Linked DNA regions of Mus musculus: region 1 is linked to region 2. The links are chromatin loops, found by intact Hi-C in ENCODE. Cell type or tissue: left cerebral cortex. All regions are shown on one strand. Links, peaks and the distances in the headings refer to the core of each region. The heading gives the core; the rest is flanking DNA.

The links. Hi-C counts contacts between places; a loop is a spot of excess contacts. Peaks named below come from ENCODE experiments on the same cell type or tissue, not always from the same donor. Only the 100,000 strongest peaks of a DNase experiment are listed, where the experiment ranks them.
Region 1: a loop joins it to region 2, with 2.1 times the contacts of the local background. A loop is called at or near these places in 3 of 42 quality-filtered maps.

The regions. Positions count from the first base shown.
Region 1 is chr11:84,520,779-84,529,485 of GRCm38, reverse strand. It overlaps Lhx1 (LIM homeobox protein 1), which reads left to right and starts at 3,952. Exons shown (of 5, transcript NM_008498.3): 1 at 3,952-5,480; 2 at 7,198-7,424; 3 at 7,518-7,795. The coding sequence starts at 5,311. Lhx1os (LIM homeobox 1, opposite strand) reads right to left here and starts at 3,826. Exons shown (of 4, transcript NR_038057.1): 1 at 3,738-3,826. In left cerebral cortex, for the core only: a CTCF peak has its summit at 4,344; DNase peaks (open chromatin) are centred at 5,480, 5,711, 6,427 and 6,687.
Region 2 is chr11:84,637,716-84,646,422 of GRCm38, reverse strand. No RefSeq gene overlaps it. Among named protein-coding and RNA genes, the nearest start is that of 1700109G15Rik, 78 kb to the left of the region's middle. In left cerebral cortex, for the core only: no CTCF peak of the experiment used is centred there; DNase peaks (open chromatin) are centred at 3,290, 3,934, 7,637 and 7,847; H3K4me3 peaks cover 890 bases; H3K27ac peaks cover 409 bases.

The sequences.
Region 1 (8,707 bases), core at 212-8,211, 120 kb after region 2:
TAACCGCTCCCCTCTCCATGCTCAGAGTCCCCCCCAAACCCTCATGGGCAGCCTGGATTTTTTACCCAGGTCAGGTGCACGTCGTGACACCTGGCCGGCCTGCCCGGAAACTGCCCTTTCTTGGCATCGCGGTCCCTCCCCTACCACTGTCCAAGCTCGGCTTGGAAAAAGCCGCCAAGAGCAAAGCGGGCACAGCTGCAAGGCGCACCTCCCCCAACTTCTCACCTTCCGTAAAGCGGTGATGGAGAGCAGGCGCCCTTGCTTGGATTGGGATTCTGTCTGGGAAAGTGTAGAGAATAACATTCTGCCCCCTCTCCTACCACTCCCTTACTATGTGTTCAGGAAAGACACAATGATATAGGCTGCTTATTAAGAGAGGGAACCTCGGGAGAGGTGAGAGAGGGGGGGGGGCAGGGGACAGTGGATCAGAGAAGACTCCAGCTGAGCAGTTCCCTGTGTTGCATAAACTGGGGCTTCACAGGTCTGTGCAGAGTTTGTGTAGCCTCCAGATAGCAGGAGTCCTGGGCGCATCTAGCTAGCCCTTTCCTTCCTTCCTTCCTTCCTTCCTTCCTTCCTTCCTTCCTCTTCCCTCCCTCCCTCCCTCCCTCCCTCCCTCCCTCCCTTCCTTCCTTCCTTCCTTCCTTCCCTCCTTCCCCTAGACCAGTGGTGCTGGATACTCGGGGGTTTTGTGGCTGGCATCCCCTGGGGCCTGCAGTCACCTAAGGCCTCCTCCTCGCCCTTTCCTGGGGACCATGGTCTGGACTGGAAGAGAGAGCAGCTTCTCTGGAAATTAAATAGCAGCCGACAGTGACTAAGAAAGAACAGCCCCTGTATGGCGGGAATCATTCAAGATTGTGGTGGGGTGACCCAGGAGGCGAGGAAGATCAGCGGGTGTCTGAGCGAGGAGGACTGGCCAGTCCCATTTCCGAGACACGGTCTCTCCATCCTTACAAGCTGATTTTTGAGAATCCTTTCAGAAGACAAACCTTGGCGGTGGAAGCCACTATCTGAGCCCTCTGGGGCCTTTTCCTACTGTGTGTGGGGAGTCGGGTGGAGGGGATTCTGTGATAGGTCTGTGGTCGCTGAATGATGGCTAGGCGGTCAAACTGAATCTCTGGACACCCACTGGGTATAAGTGGCAGAGGGTCTATGTGACTTTGAAGGATGGAGGGTAGGAAAATGGGTGTACTTGAGATGGTGGACTGCTCAGAGGTCTAGGTGAGGAGGGGAGGTTGGGGGATCGTCTTCAGAGGTCATACACACGAAGAGCAGAGCTCGGTGGAATCGGAGATGACAGATTTAGAAAGCTGGGTCAGTTTTCTCTCCTTGTCTCTACTACTGATTACATTTCAAAATAAGAGCTCAGTGGAACCGGTGGAATGGAGGACGTTAATTGTGTGTTCTGTCACTGTGAAAAAATTAAATCTAGATTTTAAACATAGAATCAAGGAATCAAGAGACACATCTTGCATTGTGCTCTCTCTCTCTCTCTCTCTCTCTCTCTCTCTCTCTCTCACACACACACACACACACACACAAACCCCATAGGCCAGAATTGACTCTGGGGCCCATTTTCTTCACCATCAGGACACGGAGACCAGCTGAATACTATGCCCTAAAACCAGCATCCTGTCTTCACCCCAACTCCAGGTCTCTAAAAGATGCCCTCTCTCCCATAAGTGGGTCTCAAAGTCATCGCACCCTAAATTACTTAAACAATCTCCCCTCCACTACCAAAGGAAGATGCCAATCGGAAAAGTCGGGCAATAGAGTACAGTGTGACCCTACAGGTTCTTAGGACAGCAATTTCCTAGTCCCCCCTTCCCGGACCCCTCTGCTTTACAGGTGAAGTAACCCAGCAGCGCGGGGTGTGAGCCGCTGGCGACCTGGGCGACTCACAGATTTCCTAGAGGGGCTGGTGAGTCCAGAGAGATAGCAGCTAGTTCTGGAACAGCTGGAAATGGAGAGCAAAGGGACCAACGGCCCCTTCTTTTTGGCAGCCGCTTGGGTGTCTTCGGGATAACAGGATCTCGCGCTCCTCACTTGGCTCTTCCTGGGGTGTCTGAATTCTGGGTATTAATCGACTTGTTCTAGGAAGTGTTGGGCTCGCAGGAAAATCGCCGGCGCTCAGTCCAAACCTGCCCTTTAGGTGGGAAGGTCGCCTTCTTACCCTGATCAGCCCTGAGTCTAAGCCTAGGAAGGACCAGGAGAGGGATTTATGCTTGAGAACTATTGGCTGCACTACTTTGGTCCACAGCCGCTCCATGGGAATGGGTATGTGGACAGGGGTACCGAGAATGCTTTAGAGGTCCCGCACTCAGAGGTCGGGGGTGGGGTGGGAGCAAATCTCTAAGAAGGCGTGTGAAGCAGGCCGTGGCGGGTTGGATTTACAAAGCAAAGATCATGCGGGTGGGAAGGCCAGAGCTGCTGATGAGTTTCGGGGTTGCCAGGTGGTGCAAGAGAGAGAAAAGGGGTCATTGGCACAGCCCTATAAAAACCCAACAACCTCATCAAACAAAAGCTAGATTCGTAACAGCTTCTTCTCTCTTCGCTGGAAAAGGGTATTGTGTTAGTGGATGCGGATTCACTGCCAGTCCAACCGCGTTTCTGCACACTTTTCTCCTAATTTAGCCCTGTAGAAGATCTGCTAGGCTCATAGATGAAATAACTCTAAAGACAGATTCTGAAATTCCATCTAGATTTGGCTGCAGGGTCCTTCCAAGTTTGATCAAATGGGCTTTCCTAGCACCTCCCCCAAATAAGAGCAGAAGTGGCACCACTTTGAGATGTTTGGGTTAAGCTTGGGGGAGGGGGGGCTGCTATGCTTAACTTGAGTGCTCCTGGGAACTAGAATACTCTTTAAAGCTCAAGCCTTCAGGACCCGCATCGATTTCCACACTTAGGCAGATTCGTCGCCGTCCCCCAAAGAAGGTGGCCAGGAATTTACAACGTGGACAGAATTGGGAAAGTGTAACATTCCTAAGGAATAAACTCTGGTAGGTCGGTTGACGTCCGAAGAAAGGAACTTGTTCGAAGCCTGGAAAAGGGACGACCGGAATGGGAGCCAGGCATATTCGGTCAGTGCGCCACAAGCCTCCCTCCCCTGCTGCTACGGTGCAGTCCCCCGCTGCTACCACCTCCCCCCAGCTGCGGGAGCCCCGCCGTTTCCCACCTAGTCATTTGTTTTTGTTTGTAAAAGGTGTCTCCGGATCACAATTTTCTCACAACTTCTTGCCAGAGTTGGAGCTCCTCACCCGAAGCGCTTCCCCACCCACTCTTTCTCCCACCCTGGCGCCGGGCCTCCGGTTTCTCCCGCCCCCATCAGGAAATCGCCCGAATCAACTTTGCAAGTGAGCGCAGCGGGAGATCGACACTCGTGTCTCCCAGACTCCCTGCCGGGTGGACTTTGGATGGACAGGGGGAGGAGGCACCGAAACAGACAGAAGGCGAGATTACGCTGCCAAGCGCCCCCTACCTCTCCTTAGACTCGAGCTACGCCGGGGGCAATTTCCAGGCCAAACGAACAAGGGGCGGGCTATCAACACCTAGTGATTTGCAAAACCAGTGTACTAGGACCTCCCAAGCTTCCAGATCTCGCTGCAATCTAATCCCAACAAGTCTTTTTAAATATATAGGTTTGCTTTTACCCCCACCCAGAACTCTGACTTCCTCCGCGCCTCCTTTCCGCGCTTCCTCCCGCCTACTGTCAATCCTTGATGCCGAAACGGACGTCTTACCAAACCTGGAAGGGGCCAGGACATCTCGCTGCTAGTCGCCGGCACCGCGCGGGCCCGCCGCCACTGATCCTCTAAACGCGGTCTCCCCGCATTCTCCCCGGCCGGGGGGGACGCAGAATGGTTTACAGAAGGACCGCGAGGCGCTGATTGGTCACAGACTGCCGTGACGTCGGCGGGCGCTGCATTAAGGCGAGGGGGCTTCCAGGGCTCAGCCAACAGCCAGGAGCAGTGACCGAGCCGCTGGAGCTGGGGAGAGACGCGCGGAAGACTGGGCCAGGAGACTAGGGACCGAGGGACGCGCGCCTGGGGAGAGCCAACAAGGAACCCGCGGGCCGGACAGCGACACCGGCAATCCGCGCCAAACTGTTCCAGCCGCTGGCCTTCTATAGCCGCAGCCCCAGGACATTCTAAAGCTCTCCAAGACGCCCCCTCCCCTGGCTTCTCGCGTTGACCAAGGAAAAGAAAAAGGGAGGGAAAAAGAAAGGAAGGAGACTAGAAAGAAAACCCAGATTTGCCACCGCACAAAAAGAGAGGTGGGGGGGACAAGGAAAAAAAAAAAAGTCGAGCGACTGTGGGGCCGGAACACAGGCAGCGGGATCGTGGGCCGAGCGATGCAAGGCTGCGCGCCCAAGCGGCCGCGAGTTGTGACTGAAGCCAGGATGCTCGTCCAGGCGCAGTGAAGAGCCAGACCGTGTTGCCTCCCCAGGAGTCCAAGCGCAGGGAGGGCCGCTCGGAGGACGCGGCAGACTGCCTGGCAGGCCACCGGCCGAGGTGACAGGGCTGGGGCGGTGGGGAGCGAGCGAGTGCGCCCGGCTGCGTCCGCCCGAAGCGGACGGTCCCTTTCCATTTTTGACTGGCACAAAAAAGAAAACTCTCCAAAGGGGTGGGGGCTACCTAAGCAACAACTACAATCAACAAAATATCCTACCCAACCCGCCATCTCCCCCACACCTCGGTCTGCCCCCGCCCCCTCCCCAGGCCCAGCGCGGGCGCCCAGAGCGTCCCAACTCACTGCAAGAAACCGGCAATGTAGGATCCAAAGCTTTCTACTCCCGTGTTCTTTTCTTTCCGTGTTTTTTTTAAAGGGGAAAACCCGGTGGTGGGCAGTCTGACACGCACACAACCTGCCTTCATACTCTGACAAAAGCAGATGCACTTTGACTTCTGACAGCTCTACCTCAAGCTGGAGAGAACCCAGCTTTCCCGAATCCTGAGCTCTTGGCGTCTTCCTTTTCGTCTGTTTCCATTTTATTTATTTACGTCCCGCCGCCTCTCACGGTGACCTTCACTCCTTCGCGGGCTTTGAGCAGAAGAGCCGCTTTCTAGCCCGCTTGAGACTGATTTTCCTCGCCCGGTGAGCTGAGGTGGCGCTGCTCCATCCCGTTGCCCCGGGACTCCGGGGCTGCCCTCTACCAGCCTGGTCTCTCCCCCTTTTGATTTGCTAGTACGGGTTTTTTGCTTGCCCAACTAGAGAGGGTTTCTTCTTTTTGGAGGAGCTGGTTGTCTTCAGAAGTCATCCCCTCGACTCTAATTGCCCTGTCGCTCCGGGCCTCACCGGACCAAACCAAAGACCATGGTGCACTGTGCGGGCTGCAAAAGGCCCATCCTGGACCGTTTCCTCTTGAACGTGTTGGACAGGGCCTGGCACGTCAAGTGCGTCCAGTGCTGTGAATGTAAATGCAACCTGACCGAGAAGTGCTTCTCCCGGGAAGGCAAGCTCTACTGTAAAAACGACTTCTTCCGGTGAGTACTTCCCTCCCGCGCCTCTGTTGCTCCTTCCCCATGGGCCCTTCCAGGCCAGCTTCGGATCAGAGGTCTGTGTGGCTCTAGCAGCCGCGTTAGGAGCTGCCTTTTACTAGGGCAGCCCAGTCTTTTCCCGCTTCTACCTTTTAGGAAGCTAGTCGGTATTGCGAGATATATTAATTTTCTCTTTATCTTTTTATAAACACATCAGCTGTAGTACTTGGTTCTGGAAAGCGTGGTCCGGGTTTGGCTGCCCGCGCCTGGGAAGAAAGGGTCTGAGATGGCTTCAGCTCAGCAGCCCTAACAAGGCGAGGGAGAGGTGGAGCAGCCTCGGGGTTGCAGCTCTCGCTTGCCTTTCCCGAAGCCAAGCTCTCCAGCAACCAAAGACGTTTTCTGGTTCTCCCAGCTTGTTGGTTCTCCAAGTTGAGCTTAGAGGCTCCAGCTTTATTCCAGTCCCTGCCTCTTCCTTCTCCAAGAGATCTTGTCGGAACTACAGAGCCCTTGTGGCCCAGAAAGCCACAATAAAGAGTCCGACCTTGAGGCCAATCCTGTATGTCTATGGGTCTCCCCAAACGTGGATTGGCCTCTAAGCATAGACCTGGGAGAACCGTGCGGTTCGATTTTGGCCTCAGACCAATGCTCAGGCTCCTCTTCGTGCCTTTCCAGCCAATGCCCCACAAGGAAGGCCACCTCTTGGCGGCTCGTTAGAACCGGGAAAATTCTCTTCTGTTTACCATTTTACATGTATTTTCTTAAACTCTTTGTCCCGATCACAACTCAACAGAACAGAATGGCTCCGAATGTAAATTATATTTCCCAGTGATTTGAAATCCCACACTTTACTTCGCTATTTTGGTCTTGGTTTCTGAGGCTTTCCCAAATCTGGGGGAGAGTTCGAAGCTCCCCGGCCTCCATTTGCCCAAAGGCCCTGGAAGCGCAGTCCCCAGAGGCGATTCAGGACGCGCGTGGCTTGTGTTTGCAAAAGAGCCCGGAAGCAAAGATCGGTGCAATCTGCTGCTGAGGAAAGGCTGAGTTTTGGAGTTTCTGCAGACTGCGCAGGTTTTTACTCTGGAAAGCAGAGTCAGAGTCTGAGAGCCTAAGCCACACCGGCTTGCGGGGCCCGCGGGGCCCTTGAGGCCTCGCTAACCGCAAAGCTCAGCAGGGCACCTAAAGCCGGCTCAACCCGGCGTCAGCTCCCGCTTGCGCCAATCTGCCAGGCTTTTGCGCAAGAGCGTGGCAAGAGCCCAGCTACGGGCACGGAGGCTCTCGGAGTCAGGGTTTGTTTACTCACCGCGAGATCGGACTTTGCCAACTCCCCGCCTGAGCGCAGGCCCTTTTATGGTGAAAGAAAGGCAAAGCAAGCGGAAGATAGCGGGGTATTTATTTCTACGGAGCTCTTAATTTGGATTTAACTTCTTTGAAGATAACCGGGAAATATGTGCTGTTTCCCCTTATGCTCTCGTAGCTACTTTGAGGCTTTTTCCTGCGACGCTTTTTTCGTGGGGGGCAATAACTAGGCATGAGGTTAGAGATAGGGGCCTTAACTCTAACCGAATGTATTTTCCTCCTTTCTCCCTGATGTCCCGCATTCTCTCCTGCTCCCTCGCTCGCTTAATAAATTATTGCATTTATTTTCTCCCCACCTCAACTTCTTCTCTGGCTATCTTTATTTCATCCCGGCTCCCACTTCTTCCTAACCCTCACCCACCTTACGCAGATGTTTCGGTACCAAATGCGCCGGTTGTGCGCAGGGCATCTCTCCAAGCGATCTGGTTCGCAGAGCGCGAAGCAAAGTGTTTCACCTCAACTGCTTCACCTGCATGATGTGTAACAAGCAGCTCTCCACCGGCGAGGAGCTCTACATCATAGACGAGAACAAGTTCGTTTGTAAAGAGGATTACCTGAGTAACAGCAGTGTCGCCAAAGAGAACAGCCTCCACTCGGGTGAGGCGAGGATTCCCAACTGGCTAGAGGGTGGGTATGGGGGAGGAAAGCCCGCCAAGACCCCTGCTCACCAATCCTTTCCCCTCTCCCCAGCCACCACAGGCAGTGACCCTAGTTTATCTCCGGATTCCCAAGATCCATCGCAGGATGATGCCAAGGACTCTGAAAGTGCCAACGTCTCAGATAAGGAAGGTGGTAGTAATGAGAATGATGATCAGAACCTAGGTGCCAAACGTAGGGGACCCCGGACCACGATCAAAGCCAAGCAACTGGAGACGTTGAAGGCAGCCTTTGCAGCTACACCCAAGCCCACACGCCATATCCGTGAGCAACTGGCCCAGGAGACTGGCCTCAACATGCGTGTTATCCAGGTCAGAACCCTGGTTTGTCACTCTGTCTCTCAAAGACTCGAATGGCCACTTAGAGGAACCTAAGCTGATCCTGGTCCTGGGAGAAGTCTTAAGGTCTGGGGAAGAAATGATTGGGGCTAGGAAAAGTCTAGAAAGGCCTAGGAGAAGTGGAACATGAGAAAACACCCACAGAGCTGGTAGTGGCTTAAAGGGTAGGGAGTGGTTTGGGAGCCCAGGATAAAGCAGGAGGAAAGCCCAAGGTCCAACACTACACTGACAACAGCTAGCACCCATCTTTCTGTACACATCCAGTCCCTCTTCCACCCTTTAGAAGCTGGCTGTGGGTTCCAGAGTCATCCCGTTCTGGTTTCTGCCTAACCAGCTCTCTAATTCCTCAACCCCAGATTTGTTAGTTTGGTGCCCCAGTTAGCAAAGCCTCAGAACAGAGAGTTGCTCTTCCCATGCAGACAGAGCACCATGTATTGAAGGAGAGATTGTTCTTCAGCTCTCCGGAGATGCTGTCTGGAGTAGGATGGGAAGGCTAAGCCATCTGCAGATAGCTGGGCTTTTGCATTGGGAAGAGGCCAGATAGCGTGTGGCTCAGGCACTAGGAGTCTGGCCTTACCTATACTGTGTGTGTGTGTGATCAGAGTGCCTGGAAGCCAGGTGAAGGTGTGGGTGAATATGCCTGGGATGCTGATTGTGCCTGTCCTGGTGTTGGAAAAGGGCAGTCTCTGAGAGGCTGTGTGAACCTGTGCTCATGAATGTGGGGTTGTGTGTCTGTCACTATTGGTGAGAGGCTGTGACTAAGTACGTTTGGCACTTGGAGATTGTGTGTGGGTATGAAAAGCTGATTGTGGGTTTTGGTGTCACTACCCTTGGGAAACAAACAGCAGGGGACTTTATGAGTCTCCATCACTATCATGATATGGG
Region 2 (8,707 bases), core at 467-8,466:
GTTTGATAAATCAACAATGGCTCAAAATCTTTAACAGGACAGCCTTGGGCTCCTGTTGTGGTTGGGAATGTGCAAGGATCTATGGATCCAAGATGGAGAAATCAAGGTCACTTTCTCCAGGGACTGACTCCTCACTTAGGAGGGGCAGGGCAAGCACAGGAACCTTATGGCACAGTAGGTTGAGAAGACCTCATGGATTTCCATGCATGGTAAGGCTAGAGGACTTGAGCTGGAGAAATTGATTTAAACTTAGGGGCGTGCAAGGTTCCTTGATGGGTCTGGAGATCTCCAGGGAGAAGAATTCGATGTTCCTAATTTTACTGATCTTTAAGCGTGCAACCTCATTGCTGTCTACCTATATCTATACGGTGTATACTGTGAGGAAGATTTTACTACTTTCATATCCACGTTTAGGAAGCAGGAAATAGGGCTGGTAACATGGCTCAGTAGGTGAAGGTGTTGGCCCCATGGCCTGAAAACCTGAGTTTAATCCCCAGAACCCATGTAGAAGTAGAGAAAGCCAACTCCACAGTTATCTTATGACCTCTGTAAGTGTGCTAGGATATGCACACCCTCCCTGACACACACATCATGACCACACATGTGGTATGCATGCATAAATACATATGGATAAAAACCTCATACACAGAAAATAAGTCCTCTAGAAAATATCATTGTGTACCTATAGCATATTTTCTTTCTCCCTGAATCTGTTGATTGACATCTGGGTTAATTCCTCTTCCTTGCTCTTATGGGTAGAGCAGCAGTAAATATGGGTGTGCAAATATCTCAATAGCTGCAGAGTTCTTTGGGCACCTCCACATTGATTTTCATAGTGTTGGCCCCAGTTTCCACTGTGCCTGTTGTGGATAAGTATTCTCCCCACCCCCACATCCTCACCAGCATGTGTTGTCTTTTGTTGTTGCTGTTCATGATAGCTCTTCTGACTAGGGTGTAATAGACTCTCAAAACAGGTTCAATTTGCATTTCCATGGTAGCTAAGGATGTCGAGTTTTATTTAAAAAAAAAAATTCATCAGCCATTTGTGCTATCCCTGTTCAGAACTGCCTGCTGTGTTCCTTAGCCCATTTTTTTTTTAGTTGGAAGTTTGGGGGTTTTATTTAATTCTTGCAGAAAAGAATTCTTTTTAAATGCAATCAGAAAGAGCCATGAAATGGCTCAGTGAGGTTGTCTGATTCAGCGAGAAGGATATTATAAGTGTCCTTTCAAAGAAGAACGAGGGGCTGGGAGTAGGTATGGCTCAGTGAGCGAGCGAGCAACATTCTCCTCACAGGTCACAGGGGCTGAGGGGTGTGGGAGACACTGTGGACTAACCCAGAAGTAGAAAATTAAGCTAGATGGACATCAGAGACCCTAAAACCTGGCTGGGTTTTTGTGGAGCTGGTCTCTAGCCCTTTGCTGACCACAGAAGGAGCCCATCCAGTTATCCCAGGCGGCAGTAGACTCAGCACTGGGGATTCAGGGCCACCACAGCCTGTTCTGTCATTCAGTTCCATGGATCTTTCTTTTAGAGTTCCTCAGACTTGCAGAATGAATTTATGAACACATTTCTGTCTCTTACCTACATCTACTTGCCACAAAAGCCCTGTTCTCCATTCCCAAGGTCCAAACTCAGACATTCCTCCTCCAGCACCTGCAGGATACCCATTCCACCCGCCAACTTCTCACTCCTTCCTGCATGGGTATCTGTGAGTCTAGCCCTGAGAAGAACGGAGGCCATTTGGCTCCCAAGCCCATGTGTTGCTACCCCATTCCACTGTCAGTCAATACTGACTCTCCCTCAGCTTTCTCATCTCTCTGCTAAGCTGCACTTTTAATTACCATGCTGTCTGTATCACAGACCATCTCAAATCCACTTTGAAAGGAGATTGGAAGGAACTGGAGGGATAGGTCATCAGTTTAAAGCACTTGTTGCTTGTGGTGTCTTACAACCATCGGTAACTCCAGTTCTGGGGGACCCAATGCCTTCTTCTAGCATGCTCAAGGACCTGCGTTACATCCCCAGTATTTTACTTTAAAAGTATAAAAAGTATATAAGTGTCTGCGTGTCCACGCGCATGCACGCGCGCGCGCACACACACACACACACACACACACACACGCACGCACGCACACAAAATAAGAGTATTGAAAAAAGAGAACACAGTACTGAGGGCTTACTCTAGTTCTGCACAGAAGTCAGAATAGGAACATTTGCTGAACAGTTCGAAGGGTGCTGACACCCAGTCCAGTCTATAAATTTCCCCTTAAGCTCCGCTTTATCCACATCCCACCATCTCCAATACGAAGCACATCCATTGCCATTCAGCCCTAAAGAGTCAATAATTTCTGTTGATTTTTCTTTTTAACCCACAGAGAGTACAGAAGTGAGGTTCTCCAGTTCAAAGCATGTGGGGCTTTTTGTTAGTGCTCTTCCTACGGTTGATTCCTAATTCTATGGCTTTGTGATCTGAACACATGTTCCGCGCAATGGCAATTCCCTGGAATGTTTTTAAGACTTCCCTTGTGACCTAGTAACTGTTTACACTGGGTTGCTCTAATTGTCTAATTGAAAGAAAATACACCACATTTTTGGGTATGTCAATGCCATTAAAAGGATTATGGAAAAGATCATGAGACTTGAGATAGAGAAAGGTTACCCAGAAGAGCATTAGAAGCCGAGGAGAGAAATACATGAAGGCCTTGGGCAGAAGGGAGCAGTGGGTTTGGAGGCTGTGAGAGCCCACAGCTAGCATCAAGGCATCGCTGGAGAGAGAGAGCGAGCTACAAGAAGTCAGGCAGCAATGGCCGAGGTAGGAAGACAGATTATAAGTAAATGAAGTACAAAGTAATACAAACAAACAATAACCAAACAACTTTGCAAGACCCAGTCATAGCCCAGGCCCCCACCACGTGTCCATCCAGAGCTACCTGGGAGCTGGGAGTTTAGGGGTCAGAAAGGCAACTCCGGAGGCCAATGCCCAGCGCATCCTGAATCGTTGATTCCTAGCTGTGCGAAGCTTTTCCTTTTCTGCTCTTCCTTGGCCCAAGTTCCAGAGGATAATACCAACTTCTCACATAGATGCTGAGCTTCAGCAGGGGTTGGGGGACAGACAGCACTGGTGCGCAGAGCTGCCAGCACCCATCTAGGTCCTGCTTGGGACCTTTGTAGTCCATCTCCCCACACACACACACCGCCCCCCATAGGTGTAGGTTGAACGTGGAGGTGAACTGCTCCAGTGACAGTGCACTGGGGCCCACGGTTAGGGTAGTTGTCCAGTGTCAGCTGAGACTTTGGACGGCTCCATTTCTGCACCAGTAAAAATGGACACAATAACCCACCGCATGTTAGAGGAAGGGTTGGATGAGATAATAATTCACTTTAAGCACCTGGCCTGGAGCCTGGCACACGAGCAAGCACTCAATAAGCATGAGTGTTATACGGTGCCAGGATCCAGTCCCCCACCTCCATCTCCGTCCCACTACCATTGCTGGCGAAATGGTCGCCAGGACCGGGGCAGCATAGGAGATGGCCGTTGGCTAAGGGCCGGAGCGGGCCCATCCGCCCTCCCCGCCTCGCGCTTCATCGCTCCGGCCCGGCCAAGGGCAGCGCCAAGGGCGACTACGGAGGGCGCAGCTGCCCAGGGCGGGCACAGCGCCGCCCCCACCCCAGCCCGGCGCGGCTGCTCCGGACCATCCAACTTCATTTCCACTTCAATTTTATCAGCGGCTGGGGAGCCACGCTGGAGATAGGAGACGGGCCCTGACACGAATTAGCCCGCAGATTGCCCGATACGGCCGGGCCGGGCTCCCGCACGCGCGCTGCCCTCGCCTCTCCTTTGTGTCCGCCTGGCCTCTCAGCCTCGGATTCCCGCGGCGCTCGCCCCGCAGGCGAGATATTTTGCTTCTGGCGTCTCCATCAAACTAAGACCGGGTGTGTTCCCCGGGCTGGCACCCCAGCAAGGGCGGGCGAGGCGGGCGGGCAGGTCACCTGGCATCAGTGTGTGTGTGTGTGTGTGTGTGTGTGTGTGTGTGTGTGCGCGCGCGCACGCGCGCGGTCGTGGGGAGAGGATGTCTGACTGCTCCCTCCCCGCAGCACTTCTGGCTGCCCAAGGGCAGCCTGCTACCAACTGGGAAGAGTATCCCAGGAGAAGTCTAACTGGGCTTTTACACGCCATCCTTCTTAATCCTCGCAAGAACCTTGGGAAATGAGATAGAGAAGGGAACTGTGGAGGTTCAAGACAAGGTCACACTGCGCCTGAGCCTAGGTCATCAGTCAGGATCCGGGGACTGAACTCTCTTCAACTCCCCAGAACCTTGGTGAAGATGATATTTATGCAATTGGTGTGTCACTCTCTTACCTACTACAGGAGTTGAGCAATTGATTATTCCTTAAATTTGTTGCAACAGCTGAGGCATGTATAGTGAAGGCAACGGAGGCTCTAGGGCCTCAAAAAAGAGAATCAACTCCTTTCTCGTGTGCCTTCTACCACAACGCCCCACCCCCACCCCCAGTCCTCCCCACTTGCCCCTGTATCCACACCCTCTCTCCAGGTTTGAGCCAAAGCAAGGACCCTTTATCTATCCCTGCTAGAATAGCTAGACTGATGGCAGAGGCCCAAGGCCCCTGGCTGTGATGGGGTGAGATGTTTCTTCCCATCCCAGAGCCCGCAGTGGCAATATAGTAGCTTGCCTGGCTCCCTACCTCCATTTCCGGGGTGCTGCTGGGGGAAAATTTATGTCCCTCTCAGGTTTGGGAACCAATCCCACACTAAAAAGAAAGAAGAAAGAGAAAAAGAAATGATTTTAATTTTTTTTAGGTCCAGGAATGAAGCAGAAGTGAGTAAATTTTAATGAAACGGTGCAAAAATGACATCATTTACTCAGAAATCATTAATTTGTCAGCATTAATATTTCAGCTACAACATTGCCTGTCATTTTGTGCCTGCAATGACTGATAAATCTATAAAAGCGTGCTGCTAATTTACTGAATATTTATGTGCAGTGTCATTGGCAGAGTAAGAATGGAATTTATTTCATGCCGAGTTCTGCGGGAGAACATTCCCACAAACCTTGATCCTGGTGGGTGGGGGAGGGCAGGGGCCTCCAGACTTCCTGGAAAACTGATGACAGGGTATAGAGAGAGGGTCCCAGGCTTAGCTCCCAGTGCCCACAGGAGGGACTACCCTCCTCTGGCTCTTGTGGCACAAAGGTATCCCTCCACCAATCTCAACCAAGGTTGCCACTTTCAGGAGAAGTCCTGAGTTCTATGGCTCTCACACCATCTTCAGGAAAGTGGAGAGCAGGTCCCAGGTGGCCAAAGGAAATGATCTGGGAAGAGATGGAGTCAGAGCGACTGTTGTGGCTCTGAGAATGGTCTCAATGTCCCTGTCTGGATCACAGGACACTCCCAGTCCCTGCCCAAGTGATTGGGTAAGCAAGCAAGCAAAGCGTCCTGGGGTGGACCAGCAGAGAGGAAGGCAGGGATCACCGGTTGATGCTACTTGCCTGTTGAAGTTGTCATGGACAACTTCAATTCCTGATGACTCCCTACACCTAACAATAGGCTGTTCTTTGAAATGTTGCCACTTTACAGAAAGCAAAGTCAAGGATCTGAGATAGGTACCATCTGCCCACTGAGCCCTTGCTGGCTCTTGCCCATCCCCCAGCTCAACAAAGGACAAATCAGCAGCCTCCGAGTTTTGTATAATTTTGCTCAATTTCCTGCCTGAATGGCATGGGTCTGACCCTCTGCAGGTGCTCAGGAAATGTTCTTGGAATCAATAAAGGATGCTAAATCTCCCATCTCCTGAAAGTTCTGTGTCTACCCTTCCTGCTTCCCCACACTCCCTTGGAGCTGCCTCAGTGGCCTCCTGTCACGCCTCTCCTGTGGCTTTTTCTCTGAGGAGATTCTCCAGCATGCTTACCCAGACTACTGCAGTAGCAGCTCCTTCTCCGAGTCTTTCTTGCCCTCACAATGATAGCTCAGTCCTTTAACCCCAGCACTTGGGAGGTAGAGGCAGGCAAACCTCTATGAGTTCAAGGACAGTCTAGTCTACAGACTGAGTTCAAGGACATCTGGGGCTCCACAGAGAAATCATGTCTCGAAAACAACAATAACAATCAAAAGCAAAAAAGGAGTCTTTCTGCTTCTCTCCTCTAACGTAAGTGAGATGCCCAGGCTCCAGGGACCCTTTGCAGTCATCAGCCAGCCTTGTCTCTCACAAATTCACACTGTTTAACACACACACACACACACACACACACACACACACACACACACACACACACACCATCTCCAAGCCTCTGTTCTCCCCTCCACCTGGTGCTCCCCACTCTCCATGCTACACAGTGAAATCCCCTTTGCCCTCCAGCCTATCGGGCTCTCTTAACCCTTTTTCTTGGCAGGGCCATTTGTCAGGGAGTCACTCCCAGTCCCTGCCCAAGTGATTCTTCCATCCAGTGCTTGGTAGGAGAATCTGAGAACATGAGGAAGTCAGGGGTGCCCATTGTCTTTACCTTCAGGACTGCCCTAGCTAGGGATCAGCACCTTGTGGCCTTGATTATCCCTATCTATGAAATGGCCTGGTGCAGTTCTGTCCAAGTCTGTCCTGTGCGTATTTGGATGGCAGCCCCAGGTGTATAGAAGCTCAATAAATAATCATCGAATGACTGAGCTCTAACGGTCTGGTTCATGCCAAGGTTCTGAGGTTCTATAATTTGGTATTGTTTATAGAGGGCCACAAGGTGCTGCTGGGGTTTGGGGAGCTGCTTTGCCACCTACGTGGAGAAGTGACACATGGGCTGGACTCCCCTATCCGTGGTTCATATCTGAGGAAGGTGAAGCTAAGATGTTGAATGACTTTAAGTTAATACCCAGGTCCTCCTCTCTAAAATCCAGGGCTCTCCAGATGTGTGTTTTCTTTTGCCTTAACATAAGCCAGTAGCCTGCAAGGTCCTGTGGGATTAAGATCTTCAGTCCCTCCCAAATTCAGTGTCCCAAAATCAAAGCCACATGCCTTCTGACTTCAACACTCTAAACTCTCTGCCCCTTCTTTATTCCCCCTAAGTACTAGAGGTGGAACCTAAGCCCTTCCCACATGGGCTCTACCACAGTGATACATCCACAACCCTTTTTAATTTCTTTTTTAAAATTTGAGATAGGGTTATATTAGGTTGCTCAGGTTGGCCTCGAACTCACTATATGGTCCTAGTGGGCCTGGAATCTGCCAGCCTCCTGCCTTAGCCTCCTGGGTAGCTGGAATTACAGACACTACCACCTCCATTCCTACATCTTGACCCTTCAACTTTTTCCTTCTATGTAGCCTCAAGGTTCCTCCTTCTTAGACTCTCCTTGTCCATGAAAGCTTACATAGAGGTATTTTGTGTCCCACATAATCCCCTCTCGTGGTTTTATACAGCATTGGTCTGTTTCTTGCCTGTGTCCTACATCATGAGGGTGGAGATATCTCTGCCCTGCTTGCCTGTGTCAGGTCTCTGGAACAGCACAGCGGTGAGGCTGTTGGTCAGATGGATCTGGACCCTGCCGTTCTGCCTAGTCACTGGAAAGCAAAAGGACCAACTCCCCTCTCTCCAGAGGACATGGCCCTCCTGGCGTTGGTGAGGAGGCAAGAGTGGTCTGGGACACGAAGAATGAAGAATCGAAGGGGCCCTGGACTTCCAGGAGCTGAATAGGGAGCGGAATCCTGGAGAGGCCAAGCTGGAAGCCACTGCCCATCCTTTGCCCTCGCTCCCACCCTCACCCCCCCCAACCCCGCAGACTCACACTCATTTCCTTCCCCCAGCCAGTCTCATTTACTTTCCCTAAAAGCCGCTGGAGGAGCCAATATGTACGTGATGAATATTTCATCTCTTGCGTGTGGGTTGGCGGGAGAGCTGTGATCACCCGGGGAGGGAGCGCTGCCCAGCCATGCCTGGGAAGGAGGGGCTGAGAAGGACACTGGCAATTGGATCTCAGAGAAGGCTCCTGCACTCACCCTCCTGCTGACCTTGGCATGGGAGACTTGGGGAGGGTCAGGTCAGCTACCAACACTTCCTCCACCTTAGGATCTTTAATTTTTTTCTCTGGGTTTCTCCAGCAGCTTGGGGAGGACTCTGCCTTGGGATCAGGGGTTCTGGCTGTGGACACCAAAGATGCCTCCTGTGGCACAGGTGTAAACACGATCTGGGGAAGGAGGGAAGACCACCTAGGGCCTTCAGGAGGGAAGGTGAGGGGTGTGCCAGTTCTTCACGCTCACCCTTAATCCCTCCGTTTTGCTCTCTCCCCAGGACCTTGCCTAGCAATGGCCAAAGGACTGGCAGCTCCTTCACTAGTTGAGCAACGGTTAAACCGCCAAGCCCCAGTTTCCCTGCCTGGAAACATACCTGTTGAGGTCATTCTGAGGGGACAGCATGGTGCCTAGCAGGTCAGGTGGCCAGGACTCACTTCACTCTTGAGTGTCACCACCATACACATACACACTCTACCTTCACCATAACCAACTCAATTACCACCACCACCACCACCACCACCACCACCACCACCATTCATCATTCATCACCGCCGTTATCATCACCACACACCACTGTTACAGATCGTCCACCTCTGGTTAGAGAACAGAGGTCTACAGTCACCTCCTCCCCCAAGGGCCTCTCTACCTGCCATGATCTTGCCAGGCTACACCTACACCCCCCTGACGCCTCACAC